3 separate regions of the Homo sapiens genome follow, and all the other regions are linked to region 2. Evidence: chromatin loops called from intact Hi-C (ENCODE). Cell type or tissue: natural killer cell. All regions are shown on one strand. Region 1 has its middle 7.2 kb from the start of VSIG4. Region 2 has its middle 28 kb from the start of MIR223HG. Region 3 has its middle 89 kb from the start of MIR223HG.

Region 1 (8,000 bases), 60 kb before region 2:
AACATGAACAAAAGAATACATTCCCTAGCAGTGAGCAGTTTTATAAATTGGACAGTGCTTTCAAGAAAACTTGTAGAGTCTTATTCCTTGGAATATATGACCTCTAAATTTTACATGGCAGATTTGACTCCTATTTGAGTACTACAAAGGAAGAAAATTAACTACAAGATCTTAGAATGTTTATACATTCACCCATTCAATAAATATTTGTTGAGCTCCCAAGGTTTCAAGCCTATTTCTAGGCACTTGCAACATACCAGTAAATGAAATACACAAAATCTCTACCTCATAAAGCTTATATTCTAGCAGATAGTAAAAATTAGAAGTAAATTATATTTATGTTTCCTACTTTTATCTGCCCGTCTACTGCATAAGTCCAGGTTTAAGTCCCCAGATAATAAAGCCAGATCATGAGGAGGAGTTGATGAAGCATTTTGAGGACTGAGAAAAGATAATCAAAATAGAGTGTTTGGGACACATTTAAACATAAATTTGAGATAGGTAGGCCCAAGAGAAGACATTTGTAGTAGTCCAGCTGTGAGCTACACAGACCCTCAATGAGAAATTTGACTATGAAGATGAAGAGGAGAATAGCACAATTAGGCACCTGAAAGATGGGGCAAAAGAGAAGGGAAGAGTATCTAGTACCTCCAAGATTAGCTACAAGGTAACAGAAAGTATAAGCATAGGAGCAGAAGTAAATTTAGAACATTTATATTGATTGTGTCCACAGGGTATGTTTATTTGTGTCCATTTCAACATTCCTGCTCCAGCTGGGTTTTGTCAGCTTTTGCCACTTCTGCTTTGCTCCCAAACCAGTAAGATATAAGAATTTAGTTTGCTCAAGGGTTCTCAACTTCTGTGGTCAGTGAAAGTCCATGACCTAGCAGGACACACAGCTACTCTTGGCTCACCCCGGAAATATCCCAGGACAGAACATAGGGGGTTCCACTTCCACTTTCCAGTCCCTAAAGCAAAGAAACAGTCTGGGTGTGTGAAAGGCAATGGCTGTGCAAGAGACTAAGGGATGTACCAGAAAAAGTTCACTCTCCACTTGAATTAATCTGGACAGTGTTGTGCAATATGAAAGAGCACAAATTTGGAGTCACACAGAACCTGGTAAGATTCATGGTTCCACGATGTGTGACTTTGGGGAAGTTAGTTAACTTCAGAGACTCTGCTTTATCTATAGAGTAATAATAACTGACAGATTTGGGATAATGCATGTAAAAATGCTTCAGTTTCCAGTAAATTTTAAGAATAGAGATCTAAGGCTTTCCCTATCTGGGGAGCTCCTTTGTAGGTTACCAGATATTCTGTTCCTCATGGGGAGGTTTAATACAGTTTCTGCTCATCTTACTTGCTACTCTGACAAAGTCACCAAACCATTATTTGAACGTGGATTGTCAATCTTCTTACCTTCTCTTCTGATTTTAGAAACAATGTGTAAAAATTATTAAAAATTGTAGTATAAAGCAAAATAACTGATATTTATTGCTTACATTTTAAATAACTGATATTTATTAGTTACATTAGTTATCTTCAAGGTAACTTTATGAAATACATACAAATTTTAGCCCCATTACATATGAGAAAATGGAAACCAACTTATATAAGGCCTCATGCCTTAGTAATTAGAAAATCTAGGATTAAAACTCAGTTTTCCTTTTTTGTTGAAACTGAAAGTCCCCCATAAACCTACCCCACAGAAAACAATTTGTTGTCTGCCCTTCACAGAATTTTTCTATGCATATATTAACCTATATTTTTCAACAAAAATGGACTCATACATTCTTGTTTAAATTTTACTTTCTTCATCTATAATATGTTGTAGGCATCTTTCTGTATGTGTACATATAAAACTACCCCCATTCTTTTTAATAGCTTTGTAGTATTCTTCAGTATATTGATGAACTAACATTTATTTAAGCGATCTTTTATTGATAGGCATTTAAGTTGCTTCTAAGTTTTCCATATTACCATCGATGATGCAATAAACATCTTGTATTTCATCATACACTAGTGTAAATGTTTCTGTTGAATAACATCCTAAAACTTTAATTGCTCAGTAAAATTTTTTTATCTTAATAGGTATTATCAAATTACTTTCTAGAGTGGTGGCAACAGTCTAAACTCCAACCATCCCTGTATGAAAGTGTCTTTTTCCCTACACCTTCAACAAAAATGGGCAGCATCAATTGTTTTTATACTTTGGCTATTATAAGTGAGGTTTAGCATATTTCTATGTGTTCACTAGCCAAACATATTACTTCTGGTGCAAATTGTCTCCTGAGTGTTCATTCTTTCATTAGTTGACTTAAATTATTCTTACTTATTTGTAGATGCTATAATGTATAATGGATATTTTATGGTATTTTCAAATGCATTCGTTTTGTCTGATTATTAAAATTGTACATTTTAATTGTAGAAAATCAGAAAATGGAACAAAGTAAAAAGTACAAAAGAAAAATTATTTTAGGTCTACCAATTAAAATATATATCTGATGCATACTTGAAGAAAATTATAAAAATAAATTATTAAAGAAAATATATGATTATTAGAAAAATTTGAAAATACAAAAAATTATAAGAAAAAAATTAAACATTATCTGCAAGCTCGTCATACTTTTAACCTAGTTTGGATTATGGCTTATGTACAATTTCATATTCTGCTTTATTACTTAACAGTTTATTACTTAAAAGTTTATTACTTAAACTTTTTCCCAAGCCATTAAAACTTTTTCCAAAACTGTAATGAATTTTTCAACAGCTTCATTGAGATATAATTTATAGAACATAAACTTTACCCACTTAAAGTGTACAGTTCAGTGGTTTTTAGTATATTCACAGAGCTGTGTAACCTTTGCCATAATCAATTTTAGAATATTTTCACAACTCCAGAAAGAAATCTTATACCCATTAGCAGTCACTTCCCATTTTTTCACTGGCCCTAAGCAGAAATTTATCCTAACCCCATGCAGCAATAAACCTACTTTATGACTCTAGATTAATTTGCCTATTTTTTGGAGAACTTTTAATGCTGGCTTATTTGTTTCCACCTACTAATATGGGCATGGATGCCTTGAAATCCTCCAGATAGTATGTGCTTAGGGAAAGCAAACATAAGATTAGTACAGCAGAAATGTTATTACATTTTTTGTATTACATGCATTTGGGTATAGCATAGGTCAAATCCTGTCCTGAAGAAAACAGCTGCCTCACATCTGGGGTCTGCAGTCTAGCAAACTAGTCAAGGCTAGAGATGCTAAAAATGAAGTTATTCAACTGTACAAAAGTCGTCCTGCTTCACCCTGAACTTCCATTTGGAACAACCTCCTTATTTGCTCTTAATTCTTCCTATAAAAGACCTACACTGATGGTGTGCATAGTCCCAGGTACTCAGGAGGCTGAGGGAGGAGGATTGCTGAGCCTAGGAGTTTGAGGCTGGAGTGAGCGGTGGTCATGACACTGCACTCCAGCCTGGGAAAAAGAGGGAGGTTCTGTCTCAAAAAAAAAAAAATGGAAAAGGAAAAAGACCTACCCAATCCTCAAAGTATACTGGAAATGCCATGACCTACCCCCTCAAAGCCTTTCCTGACTCTGAGGGGAATTTGGATCTTTGTTTCCTTGTAGTTTTATATTAGTTTAACCTCCTAGGATAGTACCTTCTACATTCAATTTGGTTATACCTAACAGACGGAACCTGACACATATGAGTCCCTTGGCTGGGCCTAGAGTTACAGAGATAAAACTCATAGTACAAGAGTCAGTATTGGATAGTGGTAGCCAGAACATGGACTCTATCCTTAAACCGTATAGGTTCAATTCCCAGCTCCATTTCAAATTAAATTTGGAGCCCAGGCCTTGAGCCTTACACGCTTTGTAAAATGTGAATAAATTAGTACCTTTCTCATAAAGCTACTATGAAGGAATGAAGGAGAAAATTTTTGTAAGGTCCCTAACACAAGCCTGACATACACAGTAAGTACTCGAGTCTTTTGATGAAATTAATTGGATTTAAATTGAAAGTCCATTTAAGAGGAACCAGGAAAAAGGCTTGCAGGCTTAGCCTACCAGGGATCTTCCTAGGCTGTTGTTTGTTGAACTCTCCAAGTCAGTAGGTAGAGTGGGTGGAAGTAGGAAAATGACAAAATTTTTTCAGTTTATGTATCACATCCACCCACTCACAGCCACAACTGTCTCACTTCCTCTTTTTCTGTCACCTTAAAAACCAGAGCTCAAAAAACACTGCTTCTTATTGTTCAATCAAAAATAAGGGCGGTGGCATATAGTTTATTTTTTGTTTGTTTTCCATTCTGCATGCATGCATGTAACCAATGGATCCCAGCTTGATTTTCAAGTACACTCTTGGTTGTTTTAGTTGACTGATTAATACTATTAGCTTTTCACTTCAGAGAGAGCAACTAGGGCTCAGTAAGGACAAAGCAGCTCCACTCTGTCCAGTCTAGAAATGGCCTCTCCCAAATGCATTTTTGAGGGTAATTTCTTAGAACCTGCATAATTAGAGGATGTAGCAGCACGAGTGGCAGTGTGATGTAAATAAAGGTAGTCTGGGTTCTAGTCCTACCTCTGCCACTGATCTTCACTGTGTATCATTAAACACATTCTATTCCATCACTAAGCTTCATGTTTTTCCCCTGTGAAGTCAAGGCGAAGGAGGAGGACTCATTGTGGTCTCAAAGGGTCCTGTAGGCTCTGACTTTCTGTGATTTTAAGTATGGATCTAGAATTGGTGGTGAAGGAGAGAGTTGAGTGCCACATAGAACTCTCAGCTCTCCATCCTTAGATACCTGCTTCTTTCTGCACTTTCCTATACTGAGGGATATGACAATCTCCCATGGCTTCACCATCACATGTCTTTGAATGATTGTCAAAGTTCTCCCTCTAGGCATGATCTCCCCTGAACTCCAGTCCTACCTTCTTCACCCTATGAGGACATCTCACTGCAGGAGTCCCATCATCTCTGTTTCCACATGGCTAATCCCAAACTGTCTTCTGCTAAAAATAACCCCTCCCCTTGAACACTTTCTGAGCTCTGTTTATGGCCTTATTGTTGCCCAGGACAGCCATATCTACAACATGAGTAGTATTTATGCTTTCCACTTAGCCATGATTCACTCTGCCACATAACCAAAACCTAGTCACTCTTCTTTCCACAGTCTCTGGCATCCACCCCTTATACTCTGATTTCACTGTCACTGTCCTGCATTTACTCATTTGTTGCAAATCCAGACTGGTACCCCTGCTTCTACTCTTGCTCATCTATATTCTACAATAGAGAAGTAAGGGCAATCCTTTTAAAACACAAATAAGATTGTCTCATCCTCCTGTTCAGATCCCTCCAATTGTTCCTTATCTCAGAATAAAAGTTAAAATCATTTAAATGCCCTACAAGAACCTGCATAATATACTCTCCCTCACCCTTTTCCGTTCCCATCTTATCTTCTCCCAATTTTCTCCTTCACTCCCTCTGCTCCAAACCCACCTCTTTGAACATTCTAGGCATGTTCTTGCCTCAAAGTCTTTGCGCTTGCAGTCCTCCATGCCTGGAATTATCTTTCCTCAGATATCTGCTAAGCCTACTCTCATATTTCATTCAGGTTTGTTCAAATATTATTTCCTCTGAGAATACATGCTATCTCGTTACTCTCTGTATTAGTGTTACATCACTGTCATAACAAATTAGAACAACTTTACTGGCTTAAAGCAACATAAATTAACCATCATACAGTCCTGGAGGTCAGAAGTCTGCCATGAATCATATTGAGCTACAATGAAGATGTCAGAGGACTGCATTCCTTTCTCTAGGGTCTAGGGCAGAATCCATTTATTTGTTCTCTCAAGCTTCTAGAGGCCACCCCTTTTCCTTGACACATGTTTTCCCTTCCTCCATCTTCAAAGTTAGCAGTGTTACACCTATTTGTGCCTTTCTCCCATAGTCACATTTCCCCCTACCTAACTGACTCCTCTGCCTCCCTTTTCCACTTTTAAGGACTCTTGTGATTGCAGTGGACCCACCTGGGTAATCCAAAATAATCTCCCTATGTTAAGGTCAATTGATTTGCAACCTTAACTCCATCTGCAAATTTAATTCTCCTTTGCCATGTAACCTAACTTATTCACAGGTTCTGGGGATTAGTATACGGACATCTTTGGGGGTTTAGTACTCTGCCTATCACACTCTTACACTGTCTATCCCATAGCTCTGCTTTATTTTACTTCATGGTACTCATCAACATTTGACATATTATATACAATATACATATTTGTTAGCTAGATAGACATAATCAAGAAAATCAAATCTTTCTATGAAGCTTGTTAAAATATTTCCCCTTCCCCAAGACAATCATTTTCAACTTTGTTAGCTGTTTTTTTTTTTTTTTTTTGGCCAGTGTTTGACTTCATATCTCTGAATAACATGCTCATATTGCTATTGTTATTCTTAAAAATCTAGCTCTAATTCACTCCCTCACCTCTATTCACCCAAGTCCTGCACATACATATATGAGTATTTCCTGTCTTCATATTCCACAACTTATTATTAATAAATAAATTATTTATAGACAATGTTGGTGGTGAGAGCAAGATTCAGTGTTTATGTTACTGGTATATCATGGCTGAGCCATATAATATATAATTATATAATGATTGATTTTCCTTTTGATATTTGCTTGGTTGTTTTTTAAACTTTTTTCTTTCTATTAAAATTTAAGTTTCATGTCTGTTTCTTTATTACTATATCCCCCAGGACCTAGAACAGTGTCAGAAACATCAAAAGTGCATTATATGCATTTATTCAATACCTATTATATGCCTGGTCTTACGTCTAGGGTCTTGTAAATATCTTCATCATGGCTTCTTTCAAACTACCAACACAATGTCACTAAACACAGAGTTAGGAATAAATTCACACAATCAGCTCTTAGAATTTAAGTTGTCTCTAGTACACCATTGGTTGAAATCCAGTCACCTAAATTTCTGTCTATTCCCTTCCTCTTCCCTGCTACAGAACTCCTAGGGATCCCCAGAACATAGGTTGAAAATCCATGGGTGAATATGACACCTTTAGAGTATAGATGGGAACACTGAGGCCTAGAGAGGTGAATGAACCCGGGTCTCCTAATGCCCATTCCCATGCTCTTTCCACTGCATTATACAACCAATAGTCTAATTAGTCTCTCAGTTTTCTGCTTCCAATTTCCCCATCCTATTCCATTGATATTCTGCAAACAGATTTGGTCCTAAGAAGCTGCTTTCAACCGCAGCAGGCCCCCGTTTCACCATAGAAGTTTCTACGGCTCCCATAGAAGTCTTTAAGATCAAGTCTAGGCATTTTGGCCTTATTTTCAATACCCTCCACAATCTGGCTTAGCTTTTTCTTCTCCTGCCTTTCTAAATATACACCAAGCTAAAGTCCAACTGACTCTCCCTGTTCATCAGAATCATTCTTGCCTTTGATTGCCTCTGGACTTTGGCTCTTTCTCTACCACTTACCTGGAATTTTTCCCCATCCTCTTTGCCTATCCAATGCTAACCAAATCTCACATCCCAGCCCACACTCCAGCTCCTCTAGAAAGCTTTCCTAAACCACTGAAGTCCATAGGGATTGCTACCACTTCTCAACTCCCATTGTACAAAACAGTTTCTGCCATTCCTTTGTCCCTTAATATGTAAGGCCTGTTATTGTTAGTTTTCTTCTAAACCCTCATGTTTATCTTTCTATGTATTTTTAGGTTGATGTTTATATGTGTATTTCTCTGTATATGTATGTTATATCTGTGTTTTTATTTAAGTGTTCATATGTTTATATGCATGTATTATCTACCTATGTCCTGCTTAAGTGTATGAATCTGTGTTTCATTGCTTGTTTTCTCATGTCTATGTGCAGGTCTATGTGTATTTGTGTGTTTGCATGCATATTTTGTGTGTCTGTGCTTACATGTCTCTGTGTGTATATTTTGTGTGTTGTACATCAATGT
Region 2 (8,000 bases):
TAAAAAACTTGGTAGAAAAATTTTCTAAAAAAGAATAAATATACACACAGAAAAATGTCTGAAGGAATGTACACCAAAATGTTTGCAGGTTTATCTTTGGGTCGTGATGGTGGTAGAATTGTAGATAATTTTATTTTTAAAATTTACTTACCTGCATTTTTGCATTTTTCTATAATAAATATGTAATGTCTTTATAATAAAAATAATAAGTTTAAACAGTATGATAGTCACTGAGTTTGCCTAAATAAGGAAATAGCACTCCCCACCCCTACCCTCCCTTAACACACACACACAAAGTGAAGCAGAGGAAAATCCTAGATGGCTAGATGGAAATCTCTGCTCTGGGTAGAAGGGCCTTTGTCTCTGTGCTACTCAAAGTTCTGGTCAGCAAACACTGAACAGCTTATTCTGTCAGGTCCTGTACAGAGCATGGGGACTGGAGTGGGAGTGGCAGAACTACATCCAAATCCCTGCCCTAAAGTTGAACTTGTGCTTGAGGCTCCTTCAGTGTACTTCCCACTGCAATCACCTTACCCAGACACCCATTCCCTCTCTCCTCAGCCCCCACTGTTAACAGAACATACAAATACAGAAAAATAATTTCCAACACATCCATTACAGGTTCTAAATTCCTTCTGAAAAGCAACAAAGAAGCTCTGAGTCTTCTAAATAGCTACTTCTAACTTTCAGTGAGCTACTCTAACCTATTCCTTCTCTTTCAGCTCCCTGTTTCCTAGCCCCAGGAATAATCCTATTTTCTTTATCCACTCTTGGTATTTTTCTACCCTTACTCCCAGGCAAACGTACACACACAAACCTTTCTTTTTTAAAAAATACTTATATTTTCCCTTGCTATTACAGAATTAAAACTTGCTGGGAGCAGAAAACTTTGAAAGGATAGGGAGCAAAATATATGTAAAGAAAAACAATCCATCATAATCCTATAACCCAGAGGCAATCACAGTTAATATTTTTGATGCTTTTCTTTCTAGACCTTTTTTTGAGTGTGCGTGTGTATTTTGTTTCATCCTAATTGAGATCTTACTTTTCATACTATTTTGTGTTCTCCTTTATTCACTTAACACCATAAAATTGACGTTTCCCCATGTTGCTAAATATTCTTTGAAGCCATGGCTTTTAATGGCTGCATAATATCTCTTACCACACTTATTTAGTTATACCACACTTATTTAGCCACTCATCAGAACATTTTAATGTGATCCATTAAAATATCTATCATCTATCTATCATTTATCTGTCTAGATAATTCTTAAATAATTTCCTTTATAAAGAGTCTTTAAATAAGTTAAATTACACCTTCCTATCTATCCTTCTCTTTATCTCTCCTTCTCTAAAGCACTTAATAAAAAACAAACAAACAAACAAACAAAAAACCCCTCAGGCCCTTTTGCTAGTTTAATGATTCCACTAAAAGTCCTCTTCCAACCTTAGTTCTAATTTATAATAAGGCACCAGCTTAGTCTGCAACTGTTTAGAAGGAGATGAGCTTAGAATTCTTACCCTTCCATACTAAGAGAATTCAACTCTTCTGCTTTGGAGAACTCCCATTAAAGATTGACCCTGGTGAGACCTGTTGCCATGGAAAGTGTCCTGACATGTAACAGTGCTTTTGCATGCAAGTCATAAAAATTATCTAATTCTGTAAGTGGGAATTCATTCTCAGGGATGGTGTGAGGGTTTTTTATAAAAAGGATTTTTAATATTGCCCAGTGCAGTGCTTGGCATGTAGTAAACACTTAATATTGTAGTTCAATCTGCTGATAACATTCTGGTAAGCTTGAGATGATTAACTGATAAGGCAAATAATTATTTAATTGAGCCAGTGTTTGTTACACAAGCCAAAGTCTACCCTGTGGACTGGGACCATTTATTCCAGATTCAGATAATGTGACCTATTGTCAAACCCGTATTTATTTACATTTGGAAAATAGATTCATTTGAAATATGTGCCTAGATATTGCACTAAAGGTATGTGAGTGTCACCAAAGAAGTGTCTCTGCTCTTGAAACAGTGAAAATAGAATTGAAAAGATATTTATCCCTGAATAAAAAGAGACAATGAAAAGGCATTCGAGTATTCCGTGCTAACCATGATAAAAATGTAGGTGTTTTGGAGTATTAAGAAAAGGCTTTGTGGAGAACTTTGAATTAAACCTCCAAATCGCTGCACAGGTGAGGGTGGGGTGGGGGTTGCGGCTTAAGCAAAGATATAAGGAATGGAATAAACCTAGTTCCCTAGGGTAACTGACTGGGGCAAGATGTAAGGAGTGAAAGGCCCTGAATGCTGAAATTAAAAGCAAGACAAAATGAATGGCACCTTAGTATACTGGCTCTAAAATCAGACTGTCTGGGTTCAGATCTGCCACTTACAAACCATATGATGCTGTGCAAGCAATTTAACCTTTTTGGGCCTCAGTTTCCTCATCTGTTAAAAAGGATAATAATGCTACACACCTAACTCATAGTGTTTTGTGAAGATTTAAAGGAAAATTATATATATAAATAAATATGTGTGTGTGTATATATATATATATATATATATAAAATTGAGGTTCATCCCCTGTCATCAGACAAAGAGAAAGTCAGTTATCAAAGAAAAGCAGCTAATGGCAGAAGAAGCTGCAAGGACTGTTTTATCTGGTAAGAAAAACTACATTAATTATTTGGTATATTTCCAGTTCCTGAATCCATAAGCATAAATGTTGTTCAACTTGCCATGCATTTCCGAGGGTTCTCTTTATTCCCGAATAACCCTATTTTGTAGAGTAAGAATGACCTTTGACTGGGTGCAGTGGCTTATGCCTATAATCCCAGCACTTTGGGAGGCTGAGGCGGGAAGATCACTTGAGGTCAAGAGTTTGAGTCCAGCCTGGCTAATATGGCGAAACCTTGTCTCTACTGAAAATACAAAAATTAGCCAGGCATGGTGGTGCATGCCTGTAGTCCCAGCTACTTGGGAGCCAGAGGCAGGAGAATTGCTTAAACCCAGGAGGCAGAGGTTGCAATGAGCCCAGATCGCACCACTGCACTTCAACCTAGGTGAGGGAATGAGACTCTGTCTGGAAAAAAAAAAAAAAAAAAAAAAAAAAAAAGAGGACCTTTATTGAAAATTTGGCTCAGAATGGAAACATGTCACACTGACCAGAACAATGGCTCAGTGTGACTCCTCTAGCTCTCAGGACCCTGAGTCTGGAGAAATTGTGCAGGAAATGGAAATTAACCATGAAGTATGCTAATGAAAGTGTTGTTAATGAGCCTTCACTAAGCTTGTGGCTTTAGTGCTTCTTTAAGTACACTTCCTAACAGGAACTGGTAGCAAAAGCACTGAACTTGGAATCCTACTCTGCCTCCTTCCCCTAGTTGGGGGCAAGTTCATCTCTGAACCTTTGTTTCTTCTTCTGAAAAATGAGGACCTGATTTCACCTCCTTACTTCTCTCCTAGGGTTGCCGAAGAACCCAACGCTCGTGAGAAGTCTTTGTTCAAGGGAAGCCTTATACATGTGAGGAAGTAAAGTTAGGAGGCTGATAATTATTAATACATGCACCCAAATAAGATGTGGGGAAAGAAGGAGCACTATTTGGAAGTATTATGAGAATACCTGTGTGATTTGAGGCCAATGTATTGTGACCTGCATGTTTTTCATGGAACAGCAACCATCCCTGAAAATATTCTGGAGGTCAGTGGATAAATATACTTTGATAAACAAACATTTGCTTCCTACCCAATCTCTAGGCCTGTAAGTAAAGAGGAAGGCAGAGCAAACAGGACATAGTCTGCATGTTGATTTGTTTGAGGCTGGTCCAGATGTCTGGAATCTATCCCATTATTTTTCAGTTAATTTCTCCACCTTTCTCCCCCTCCTCATTTTTATCATCCGAAGGCCTAGAAGGCAGGAGACCAGGGTTTCATTCCCATTTGGTCTTGGACTCATATTATACCCCTGGACAGGCTTAAAAATAGTTTATTTTGTTATTTTTTGGCCTGCTTGACAAATAAACTAAACAACTTAGTATGTGGGGGTATGGTAATAGCCTAGAAAATGTATTTACTTATAAGCTTCAGAAATTGTGTAAAAAGAGAGAATGAGGCTAAAGTCCAGAATACTCTGCCTGGCACACAAAGGCTGCCACAATCTGGCTCCAGGCCCCACTCCCCCAACTCCTTCATCCCCTTACTCTTTATCTGAAAATGTCTTATTATTTCCCCATACCTATACCTTAGTGCTGACTGGTTCCTTGTCCTGAAATAATCTTCCCTTCTCCCTCTTCTATAACAGGTAAATTACCCTATATCCTTGATGATCCAGCACATCCAACATGACTCTATCAACAATATAATCACATTGGGTTATAATTATTTTTGTCTCTCTGTCATAAGAGACTGGGAGTTCCCTCAAAGACAGTATCTATTTATTTCTATGTCTTAACACTATTCCTACCACAGAATTGTCAACTGGCATTTATGGAAGGGAGGGTGAATGAAAAGGGAGAGATGGAATGAGGGAGAACAGAAAGGAAGAAGGGAGGAAAGTGAATTGGATAAAAACCAGAATTCCAAGTTCAGATATATGGTTTGAATTCTAATCCAGTCACTTTGTAGTTAAGATGCTTTGTAGCTGAATGTGTAGAGCAAATTAACTTCACATTTCTAAGCCTCAGTTTCCTTATCTGTAACACTGGGCTAATTCTCTCTAGGCCTGTCTGCTTCACTCACTCCACTGCATGGAATAAGGGAGGGAGAAATAAGAGAAGGTAGAGATGAAAGAGAAAACAAAGAGACAGAAAAGAAAACTGCAATCTCTGAGAAAGGGAAAAGTTTAAGGTTGGGGTAAGTGTACCTCCGGTTGTAGGAAACAAAAACCACTAGAGGGCAATGTTAACGCAGGGAAATTTTCCCTAGTAACAAAGGGAACAACCCACAACTGGATGGGCCAGGTCACACAGGAGCCAGTCCTGATGGAGCTCAGTCAGAACTGTGAATCCCCTGTTAGGTTTGGTATGTCGCACCCCAGATGACTGACATATATAAGAGCCACAGCTGCCTAGTATTCACAAATGGTAAGAGTGAGTCATTATTTGTTAGAATAAGGCTGCTTGAGATTGTTAGCGTCTATCACTAAGTTACAATGTGTTTGAGTTCTCATAAACATGCTGGAATGCCACACTTCTTCCTCCTCACAGCAGGGTCTAGAGTCTGTCTTCTTGCCTGTCAGGCTGTCTTGCATCACTACACAAACTCTAAGACCCTCCCGGGCACCATGTTTTTACTCCTTTCCATCAAGCACACATTGGATTACAGTGTTTACCTGCTCAGAAGCCACCTGGTGCTCTTCATTGCCTCCTAAAGAAAATTCAAAACTTTCAGCCTGGTTCTAAAGGTTTATTATAATCTGGTACCAACAAACTTTACCAGTGTCCCTCTTTGCCCTTTCATCAACCTCCGTGGAGCAGCCAGGCTGGACTGTTCCCTAGTCTCTGAACATATCCTCTGCATAGTTCTATTGACTTGACTTGGCTCCGTCCATTGGAATCTTCCATGAGATGAAACCTTAATTATCTTTAATGACATTGTCACACAACATTATTCCCATAGAAGCTTTCCTAATTCTACTAGTCACAAATTATCAGATGCTTGAGACTCGTCTGTGCTTTATCTATGCCTTTCACTTATGGCATTGATCACATTCTACCTTATGTTAGATTTGTTTAATTTATTTACTTATTTATTCTTTTGCTTAACATATATTGGTTGTATATTTTATATCAGTTCCCATGTGAAGGACTCATAAAAGATTAAGGCTTAATTCTGGCTCTCCAGGATCTAAGTGTCAAACTAGAGAATGACAGATATATAACACCACATTAGTTTTGCGCATGTTACGTGATAACAAAGGCACATCAAAGGATTGAGGAAGCTAGATTGGAGCCATACTGGAATGCCAAAAAAAAAAGAGATAGATAAGAAGACAGAGAGTGTATCTTCAGATAACTGCTCTATCAAATACTTAGCATGTCAATAAGTATTGACTCTATCCAGTAGAAAATGCGGCATTATAAGGGAGTTTTTAATTGGAGAGTGGGCCAAGGATTTGTGAATTGGGCCAAGGATTCCAGAGGAGATAAGAGGGGCAATTACAATACATGTCTATTTTCCCTACTAAATGTGAAGTTGCTTGGGAGCAAGAATTTTGTCTTACCAAATTATGCCCCCATGTCATCTGGAACAGGGCCTTTGTTATTGAAAGTTTATGCATTTGCGGAGTTTCCAGATTGGAAGAGACTTTAAGGATTATCTAGTCTTTGTTCTACAAATGAGAAAGGGAAACTATGAGAAATGAAGTGGGTTTTTTTCAGTCAACCAGTTTCTTTTTCTTCTTTTTAAAAAAATTATTATATTTTAAATTTCAGGAAACATGTGCAGAACGTGCAGGTTTGTTACATAGGTAAACGTGTGCCATGGTGGTTTGCTGTACCTATCAACTCATCACCTAAGTATTAAGCTCAGCATGCATTAGCTATTTATCCTGATGCCGTCTCTCCCCACCCTCCTGACAGGACCCCGTGTGTGTTGTTTCCCTCCCTGTGTCCATGTGTTTTCACTGTTCAGCTCCCACATATGAGTGAGAACATTCTGTGTTTGGTTTTCTGTTCCTGTGTTAGTTTGCTGAGGATGATGGCTTCCAGGTTGATCCATGTTACTGCAAAGGACATTATCTCATGTTTTGTTTTGTTTTGTTTTGTTTTGTTTTGTTTGGGCTGCATAGTATTCCATGGTATATATGTACCTCATTTTCTTTATCCAGGCTACCATTGATGGGCATTTGGGTTGATTTCATGTATTTGCTATTGTGAATAGTGCTGCAATAAACATATGTGAGCATGTATCATTAAAACAGAATGATTTCTGTTCCTTTGGGTATATACCCAGTAATGGGATTGTTGGGCCAAATGGTATTTCTGGTTTCAGATCCTTGAGGAATCACCACACTGTCTTCCACAATGGTTTAACTAATTTACATTCCCACCAATGGTGTAAAAACATTCCTATTTCTCCACAGCCTTGCCAGCATATGTTGTTTCTTGACTTTTTAATAATCGTGATTCTGACTGGTGTGAGATGGTATCTCATTGTGGTTTCGATTTGCAATTCTCTAATGATCAATGATGTTGAGATTTTTTTCATATGTTTTTTGGCCGCATAAATGTCTTCTTTTGAGAAGTGTCTGTTCATGTCCTTTGCCCACTTTTAATGGGGTTGTTTATTTTCTTCTAAATTTATTTAAGTTCCTTGTAAATTCTGGATATTAGACCTTTGTCAGATGGGCAGATTGCAAAAATTTTCTCCCATTCTGTAGGTTGCCTTCTCACTGTGATGATAGTTTATTTTGATGTGCAGAAGCTCTTTAGTTTAATTAGATCCCATTTGTCAATTTTGGCTTTTGTTGAAATTGCTTTTGGAGTTTTCGTCATGATGTCTTTGCCCATGCCTATGTCCTGAATGGTATTGCTTACATTTTTTTCTATGGTTTTGGGTTTTACATTTAAGTCTTTGATCCATCTTGAGTTAATTTTTGTGTAAGGTATAAGAAAGGGGTCCAGTTTCAGTTTTCCGCATATGGCTAGTCAGTTTTCCCAGCACCATTTATTAAATACGGAATCCTTTCCTGATTGCTTGTTTTTGTCAGGTTCATTGAAGATCAGATGGTTGTACATGTGTGGTCTTATTTCTGAGATCTCTATTCTGTTCCATTGGTCTATGTGTCTCTTTTGGTACCAGCACCATGATGTTTTGGTTACTGTAGCCTTGTCGTATAGTGTGAAGTCAGGTAGTGTGATGCCTCCAGCTTTGTTCTTTTTGTTTAGGATCGTCTTGGCTATAAGGGCACTTTTTTGGTTCCATATGAATTTTAAAGTAGATTTTTCTAATTCTGTGAAGAATGCCAATGGGAGTTTCATGGGAATAGCATTGAATCTATAAAT
Region 3 (8,000 bases), 61 kb after region 2:
ATATACTTTTGGTAAAAGGATTATAAGGAGGCATAAGAATGTGTATTTTTACCTACATTAAAAGGTTAAAAAATATTTTGTTTTAAAGGTTTAAGCAAGTTTTGAAAAGTTAATTGTAAAGGAAATTGTGTGTGTAAACATATTGGCTAAAGTTAAAGGTGTATCATCTGGTTTCTCTGTGAACTGGACATTAAAATAAAAGCACAACAGGTTTTTCTTAAAGCACTAACTTGCTCTTTAACAAAAATTATAAAAGACTAAAAAGAGTCTATAAAAATCTTACCTTATGGTCAGACATTAAAAATTGAATAAATATGTCTACAAGGTTTTATTAAAATTAAGCTTAACATTAATAACACACTAATATGAAGGTGAAATTTAGCTTATCTGGTATAAAAATAATACAGGAAGCATTGTTAAATATAAAATGGTGTTTGGCTTTCTTTGGTCTAAAAACTAATAAAAATAGGTGCTAAACAAAATTTATCAACAAGAAGGCACCAAGGACTATAAAGTCCACTGTTGATGTCCCCACATTTAAAACAAAAGATTAGTTTCTTAGAAATTATATACTTGGTTTATCCTCCACCTTCTCTTCCCTTAAAACAAGAGATCTTTTAGCACAGGCACCACCTTTGGGGTTTCCAGTACATCAGCATCAGCCTGGGGATCGTGTTCTCATCAAAGGGTGGAAAGAAGGGAAAGTCAAGCCAGCCTGGGGAGGACCCTACCTTGTGCTGCTAACCATGAGACTGCTGCTCGTACAGTGGAAAGGGATGGGTACAACACACCCAAGTCAAGCAATGTCATTATCCTCAGAATCATGGACCATTGTTCCTGGATCAAGCCCTACCAAATTAAACCTAAGGAAAGCTTAGTCTATCTTTTCCTTTCCTTTCCTTACCCAGTGCTTATATCCATTACTATTCCTACCACTAGCAACTCTAACCCCACTTTAAAGCACTTCTATGGTTTTGGAGCAGAGGTCACTGGAAAGGATCCTACAGGCTTCTTTAAGGTGTGCTTTGTTCTCCCTACTCCACCTCCTATGGCTGCCCCTTTCCCAAACCTGTGAAATCAAACTATGACTTGCCTCATGCCAAATGAAACAAGCAAGTTCTCAGTAGTAGAAATAGGAGGACTAAGGCAAACCATAGCCATTGAAACAGAGTATAAAGATGTAAATGCCTGGTCAAAATGGATTCAATATTCCACCCACAAGTTAAACTAAGACAATTGTTATGCTTGTGTGCACGGCAGGCCAGAGGCCCAGATTGTCCCTTTTCCACTAGGGTGGTCCTCCAATTGACTGGGCTTGGGCTGTATGGTAGCTCTTTTCCAGGATTCTACAGCGTGGGGTAACATGTCATGCCAAGCTCTCTCTCTGCTATATCCCGAAGTTTGACACCCTGTGGCTCAGCCCCTGGGGGCCATCCAGCTTTGATCTCTCAGAACTAAGTTCACTTCGTGTCTCTCACGACAGGGAGGAAGCTTAACATTCCTTGGAGACCTGAAGGGAGGCAGTGAGCTTAAAATTTTCAAAAGCTTACCAATTAGTCAGCCCTTATTCATCCCTGAGGAGATGTGTAGTGGTATTATGGTGGACCTTTACTGGACACTCTGCCAAGTAACTGAAGTGGTACTTATGCTTTAGTCCAGTTGGCTAACCCTTTCGCCCTGGCATTTCATCAACCAGAGAAAGAAAAAAAAATAAGACATCATAAAGCAAAAGAAGCCCCTTATGGGTCTTTTGACTCTCATATCTATTTAGACACAATTAGAGTCCCACAGGGAATACCAGATCAATTTAAAGCCCAAAATCAAATAGCTGCAGGATTTGAGTCAATATTTTGGTGGGTGACAATTAATAAAATGTAAATTGGATAAACTACATCTATTACAACCAACAGTGATCTATTAACTACACTAGAGATGCTGTTAAAGGAATAGCTGAGCAATTAGGGGCTACTAGCCAGATGGCTTCGGAAAAATAGGATAACCTTAGACATGATATTAGCAGAAAAGGGAGGAGTTTGCATCATAATTAAAACTCAATGTTGTACCTTCATCCCAAACAACTCCGCCCCTGAGGGAAGTATAACAAAGGCATTGCAAGGTCTGACTGCTCTGTCCAATGAGTTAGCCAACAACTCAGGGGTAAATGGCCCCTTTACAAGATGACTAGAAAAGTGGTTCAGTAAATGGAAAAGAATAGTAGCCTCAATTCTTACTTCCCTTGCAGCCGTAATGGGTGTACTTATTCTTGTCAGGTGCCGTGTCACACCATGCATCCATGGGTTGGTGCAAAGGCTCAAAAAATGACACTTACTGATACCTCCCTTAACTATCCTCCACCTTATCCAGAGAAGCTTCTTTTGGAAAATCAAGCAGAACAACTAAGCCAAGACATGTTAAAGAAGTTTGAAGAGAAAGAGCTGTAAGGAAATGCAAGAGGAGGGGTTGTTAGATATGAGTTCTAAATTTCTCTTCAAAGAATCAAGATGTCAGTATGTTCAATTATTTGCCTTCTACTTTTAAACTTAACTTCTTCTTAAAGCAACCTTTTTCGAGTACCTGCTCCACCCTGACTCATTCCAATTACCTGCTCCACCCTGACTCATTCTCCACCCTGACTCATTCCAATTTCCTGCTCTGCCATAACCATTTTTCCCGCCAAACCACTCACCCTGTTACTCTCTTTAAATTAACCAATCGGAATTAGTTTAGCCTGTGCATTCTAACCCTAGCCAATAGGGGAATGACACAGCAGCAGGGGACAAGTGTGTCTGGAATAAGAACCCCTTCCCCTCCCTTGTCCAGATGTGTGCTCACCATTGCTCCATCTGTAAGGCTGCACCCTTCTATAGAAGTACATTGCCTTGCTGAGAATTAAAAAGAAAATTTTATATTCAAGTGCTATTTATTTTGTGGCACTGAAACTTTATTTATAACAGTAAAATGCCACATTATTTGAATGATTTTAAAAAAACATAATCATCTCAATCAATGTAAAAAAAAAAAGCACTTGACAAATCCAAACCATTTGGTAACTTAAAGAATGCATTCAATAAACTAGGAATAAAAGGTAAATTCTTCAATATAATGAAGGGCATTAATTGAAAATCCACAAGGGAATGTTGCAGCACTACAGCCTGGATGACAGAGCCAGACCCTGTCTTAAAAAAACCCAGGGTCCCAGACCAAGATGGTAGATTAGAAGCAACTGTGGTCCATGGCACTCAAGGAGAGGAATGAAAGGGGTGAGTAAATACACACTTTCAACTGAAGTATCCAGGTACTCTCATTGGAACTAATCAGGGAAACAACTTGACCCACAGAGAACAAAAGCAGGGCAGGGCAACAGCCCACCCTGCAGTGACATGGAGCCAAGGGAACCCCCACCCCTAGCCAAGGGAAGTGGTGAGTGAATATGCAACCCCAGGAAACCACACTTCTCCTACAGATCTTTGCTACCCTCAAATTAGAAGATCCCCTCATGAGCCTTGTGCCTAACACACAGAACTGTGTGGAGTCTCAGCAGAGCAGCTTCTCAGCCACACACAGAAACCCAGTGTTATAGGAGTTATTAAGAAATTATTTTAGGCAGATAGAGAGGAAAAGGGGTCCTTGGGAAGTTTTTGTTTCTTTTTAAGCAGCTCCTGCTTAAATATAGAAAGCAGAAATGCTTCCTGTCTAGAAGGAAAGCTCCGACTCTTAGAGCTGGGCAGGAAACCTTTGATATGCAAATGCAAGCCACTAGAAACTGGGTCCACCCAAACATGGCGATTCCCACAGTTGTCCTCTTGCCCTTGCCCCGACATGTGCCTGGCAACATGGCTGCCCCCACATATCCCCACGTGTGTAGAACATCATGGTGCCCTGCATTTGCATATTTAAAAGCTAGGGTGGGAGGGCCAGTTTTTTATGGGCTACATGATGACATGCCTGGTCAAACCAATCCCCTGAGCCTTATGCAAACCAGACACTGCCTCCTCCAGCCTCCTCATATAACTAGCTGATTTCCATTGCACTCAATGTTTCCTCTCCCATCTTTGGAGCCCCACTCCCTTGGTCTCTGTATGGGGGAGCTTCTTCCTTCTTTCTTGCCTATTAAACTCTCCATTCCTTAAAACCACTTCACGTGTGTTCATGTCATTTTATCCAATTCAATTCGAGACGAAGAACCCTGGTGTTCCTCCACTCATCTGAGTTATATCACCAGGAGCTTTACATACTCCGGCCCTGGAATCCTCAACAAAGGTGAGTGCAACTCAAGCAAGGTGGGAGATTGGTACATACCCTTAGGAAGGGGGCTGAATCCAGGGAGCCACGCAGTATCAGTCTGCGGGCCCACTTCCACAGGACCTCACAAGATAAGACCACTGGCTTAGCCAGATAATAGCAATAGGATGGAGACTGCCTGAGACAGGATACAGCCCCTAGGGAAAAGTGGGCCACCATCTCTGCTGTTTTGTCAACTCAGCCATTCTAGCCTGCAGGCTTTGAAGTGCCCAAAGAGTTCGAATGAGGAAGGGTTCCCCCAGCACAGCACAGCTGCTTTGATAGAATGTGGCCAGACTGCTTCTTTAAGCAAGATCCTGGTTCATTTCTCTTCACTGGGTGGTACTTCCCAGATGGGGCCTCCAGCTACCCCTACCCATCTATATTCTATGGAAAGAACTCTGATCTCACCCTGGAATGAAGTGCCCAGAGGGAGGGGTGAACCACCACCTTGGTGGTTTGGACAACTCAGCCATCCCAGTCTGCAGGCTTTGAAGGGCCCAAGCTGACAAGATCAGAGGCAGTGCCCCAGCATGGCATCACTGTTTTCCCAAGGTGTGGTCAGACTGCTTCTTTAACAGGGACTCCGATTCATTCCTCCTCAATGGGTGAGACTTCCCAGCTGGTGCCTCCAGTCACCCCCACTTACTCATATTCTATGAACAGAGCTCTGATCTCTCCCTAGGGTGGAGTGCCTGAGGGCAGGGCAGGCCACCACGTTGGTTGTTTGGAAGACTTGATGACAGCCATTCCAGCCAGAGGGTTTTGGAGAGTCCAAGTCAATAGGGGCAGAGGCGGTTCTGCAGCATGACAAGGCAGTTTTGTCAAGGCATGGTCAGACTTCTTTTTTAAATGGAAACCTGATCCACTTCCCCTTATAGGGCATATCCTCCCAGCTGGGGCCTCCATCTATCCTCTTCCATATTCTAAGAACAGAGTTCTGATATCTCCCTGGGATGGAGTGCCCAGGGGGCAGGGCAGACCTCCACATTGGCTGTTTGGATATCTAAGCCAGTCAAGCCTGTGGGCCTTGGGGAGCCCAAATTGCTCAGGGGCTGAAGGGATCCCCAACACACCACAGCTGCTCTACCAAAAATCAGCCAGATTGCTTTCTTAAGTGGGTCCCTTATCCTTTCCTCCTGACTGGATGAGACCTCCCAACGGGGATCTCTAGCCACTTCCTACAGGCACATTTGGGCAGCCAACATGTCAGTGCCCCACTAGGATGGAGATTTCAGAGAAAGGGGCACGCTTCCATCTCTGTTGCTTTGTAGACTTCACTTGTGATACCTCCAGGTATGGGAAAAACTGAGGACTAGGGGTCGGGAGTGGGCCCCCAATGAACCAGAACAGCCCTATGGAAGAGTAGCCAGGCTGCCAAAAACAAACAAACAACAAAAACAAAATCCCCCAAAAAAACCCCATCCAAAAGACAGCAACCTCATAGATCAAAGGTAGATAATCTCACAAAGATGAAAAGGAATCAGTGCAAAAATGCTGAAAACTCAAAACTCTAGAGTATCCCCTTTCGTCCCAATGACTACAACACCTCTCCAGCAAGGGTTCAGAACTGGGCTGAGGATGAAATGGCTGAAATAACAGAAGTAGGATTCAGAATGTGGATAAAAATGAACTTTGCTGAGCTAAAAAAAAAAAAAAAAAAAAAGCATGTTGTAATTCAACACAAAGAAAGTAAGAAGCAAAATAAAAGAATGCAGAAGCTGACAACCAAAATAGCCAGTATAGAGAGAAACATAACCAACCTGACAGAGCTAAAAAACACACTAGGAGAACTTCACAATGCAATCACATGTATTAATAGCAGAATAGACCAAGTGGAGGAAAATATATCAGTTTGAAGGCTGTCTTTCTGAAATAACACAGACAGACAAGAATAGAGAAAATAATTAGAAAGAATGAACAAAACCTCTGAGAAATATGGGATTATGTAAAGAGACAAAATTTATGACTGATTGGGGTACCTGGAAAAGACAGTGATAATGGAACCAATCTGGAAAACATATTTGAGAATATCATCCAAAAGGAAGTATCCAACCTAGCAAGACAGGCCAACAATTCAAATTCAGAAAATGTGCAGAGCCTCAGTAACATGTTCCCAAGAGAAGATCATTCTCAAGACACATAGTTATCAGATTTTCAAGGAGGAAATGAAAGGAAAAAAATGTTAAGGGCAGCCAGAGAGAAAGGCCAGATCACCCTCAAAGGGAAGCCTGACTAAAAGCAGACCTGTCAGTGGAAACCCTACAAGCCAGAAGAGATTGAGGGTCAATATTCAACATTCTAAACAAATAAAATAAAGTAAAATAATAAATACATAAAAATTTTCAATCCAGAGTATCATACCTGGCCAAAATAAGCTTCATAAACAAAGGAGAAATAAGATCCTTTTCAGAGAAGCAAATGCTGAGGGAATTCATCACAAGACCTGCCTTGTAAGAGCTCCCGAAGGAAGTGCAAAATGTGAAAAAGAAAAACCATTAGCAGCTATTACAAAAACACACTGAAGTACACAGACAAGTGGCACTATGAAGCAACCACAAAAACAAGTCTGCAAAATAACAAGCTAGCCTCAAGATGACAGGATCAAATCTACACATAACAATACTAACTTTAAATGGCAATGGGGTAAATGCTCCAATTAGAAGACGCAGAATGGCAAGCTGGATAAAGAACCAAAACCCATCAGTACACTGTCTTCAAGGAACCCATCTTACATGCAAAGACACACACAGGCTCAAAATAAAGGAATAAAGGAAAATTTACCAAGCAAATGCAAAACAGAAAAAAAGCAGAAGTTTCAATCCTAGTTTCTGACAAAACAGAGTTTAAACCAACAAAGATCAAAAAAGACAAAGAAAGGTATTACATAATGGTAAAGGATTCCATTCAACAAGAAGAGCTAACTATTCTAAGTACATATGCTCCCAATACAGGAGCACCTACATTCTTTAAGCAAGTTCTTAGAGAAATTCAAAGAGACTTAGACTCCCATACAATAATAATGGGAGACTTTAACACCCCGGTGACAATATCAGACAGATCGAGACAGAAAATTAACAAAGACATTCAGGACCTGAAGTTAGTTCTGGATCAAGTGGACTTGATAAATATTTACAGGACTCTCCACCCCAAAACAAAAGAATATACATTCTTCTCATTTCCAAGTGGTACTTAGTCTAAAATTAATTACATAATTAGAAGTAAAACACTCCCCAGCAAATGCAAAATAGCTGAGATCATAACAGTCTCTCAGACCACAGCATCTTCAAATAAGAACTTAAAATTAAGAAATTCATTCAAAATCACACAACTACATGGAAATTGAACAACATACTACTGAATAACTCCTAGGTAAATAAAAAATTAAGGCAGAAATCAAGAAGTTCTTTGAAACTAATGAGAACAAAGAGACAACGTACCAGAATGTCTGGGATGCAGCTAAGCAGTGATGAGGGAAATGTATAGCAATAAATATCCACACCAAAAAGCTAGAAAGATCTCAAGTTAACAACGTAACATCACAGCCAAAAGAACTAGATAACCAAGAGCAAACAAATCCCAAAGCTAGCAGAAGACCAGAAATAACGAACATCAGAGCAGAACTGAAGGAGCTAGACACAAAGAAACCTTCAAAAAAAATCAACGAATCTAGGAGTTGGCTTTTTGAAAAAAATAGTAAGATAGACTAAAGACAGAAA

Evidence for each region. Peaks named below come from ENCODE experiments on the same cell type or tissue, not always from the same donor. Only the 100,000 strongest peaks of a DNase experiment are listed, where the experiment ranks them.
Region 1: a loop joins it to region 2, with 9 times the contacts of the local background. A loop is called at or near these places in 2 of 110 quality-filtered maps.
Region 3: it touches region 2 in a loop (2.2-fold over the local background); 4 of 110 quality-filtered maps call a loop at or near these places.

The regions. Positions count from the first base shown.
Region 1 is chrX:66,043,263-66,051,262 of GRCh38, reverse strand. No RefSeq gene overlaps it. Among named protein-coding and RNA genes, the nearest start is that of VSIG4, 7.2 kb to the right of the region's middle. RefSeq lists an enhancer at 4,592-4,641. In natural killer cell, no CTCF peak of the experiment used is centred here; a DNase peak (open chromatin) is centred at 4,192; H3K27ac peaks cover 2,796 bases.
Region 2 is chrX:65,983,328-65,991,327 of GRCh38, reverse strand. No RefSeq gene overlaps it. Among named protein-coding and RNA genes, the nearest start is that of MIR223HG, 28 kb to the left of the region's middle. In natural killer cell, CTCF peaks have their summits at 4,479, 4,681 and 4,882 (motif pointing right); a DNase peak (open chromatin) is centred at 4,937; H3K27ac peaks cover 1,536 bases.
Region 3 is chrX:65,922,239-65,930,238 of GRCh38, reverse strand. No RefSeq gene overlaps it. Among named protein-coding and RNA genes, the nearest start is that of MIR223HG, 89 kb to the left of the region's middle. RefSeq lists an enhancer at 3,524-3,723. In natural killer cell, no CTCF peak of the experiment used is centred here; DNase peaks (open chromatin) are centred at 3,448 and 3,768; H3K27ac peaks cover 1,435 bases.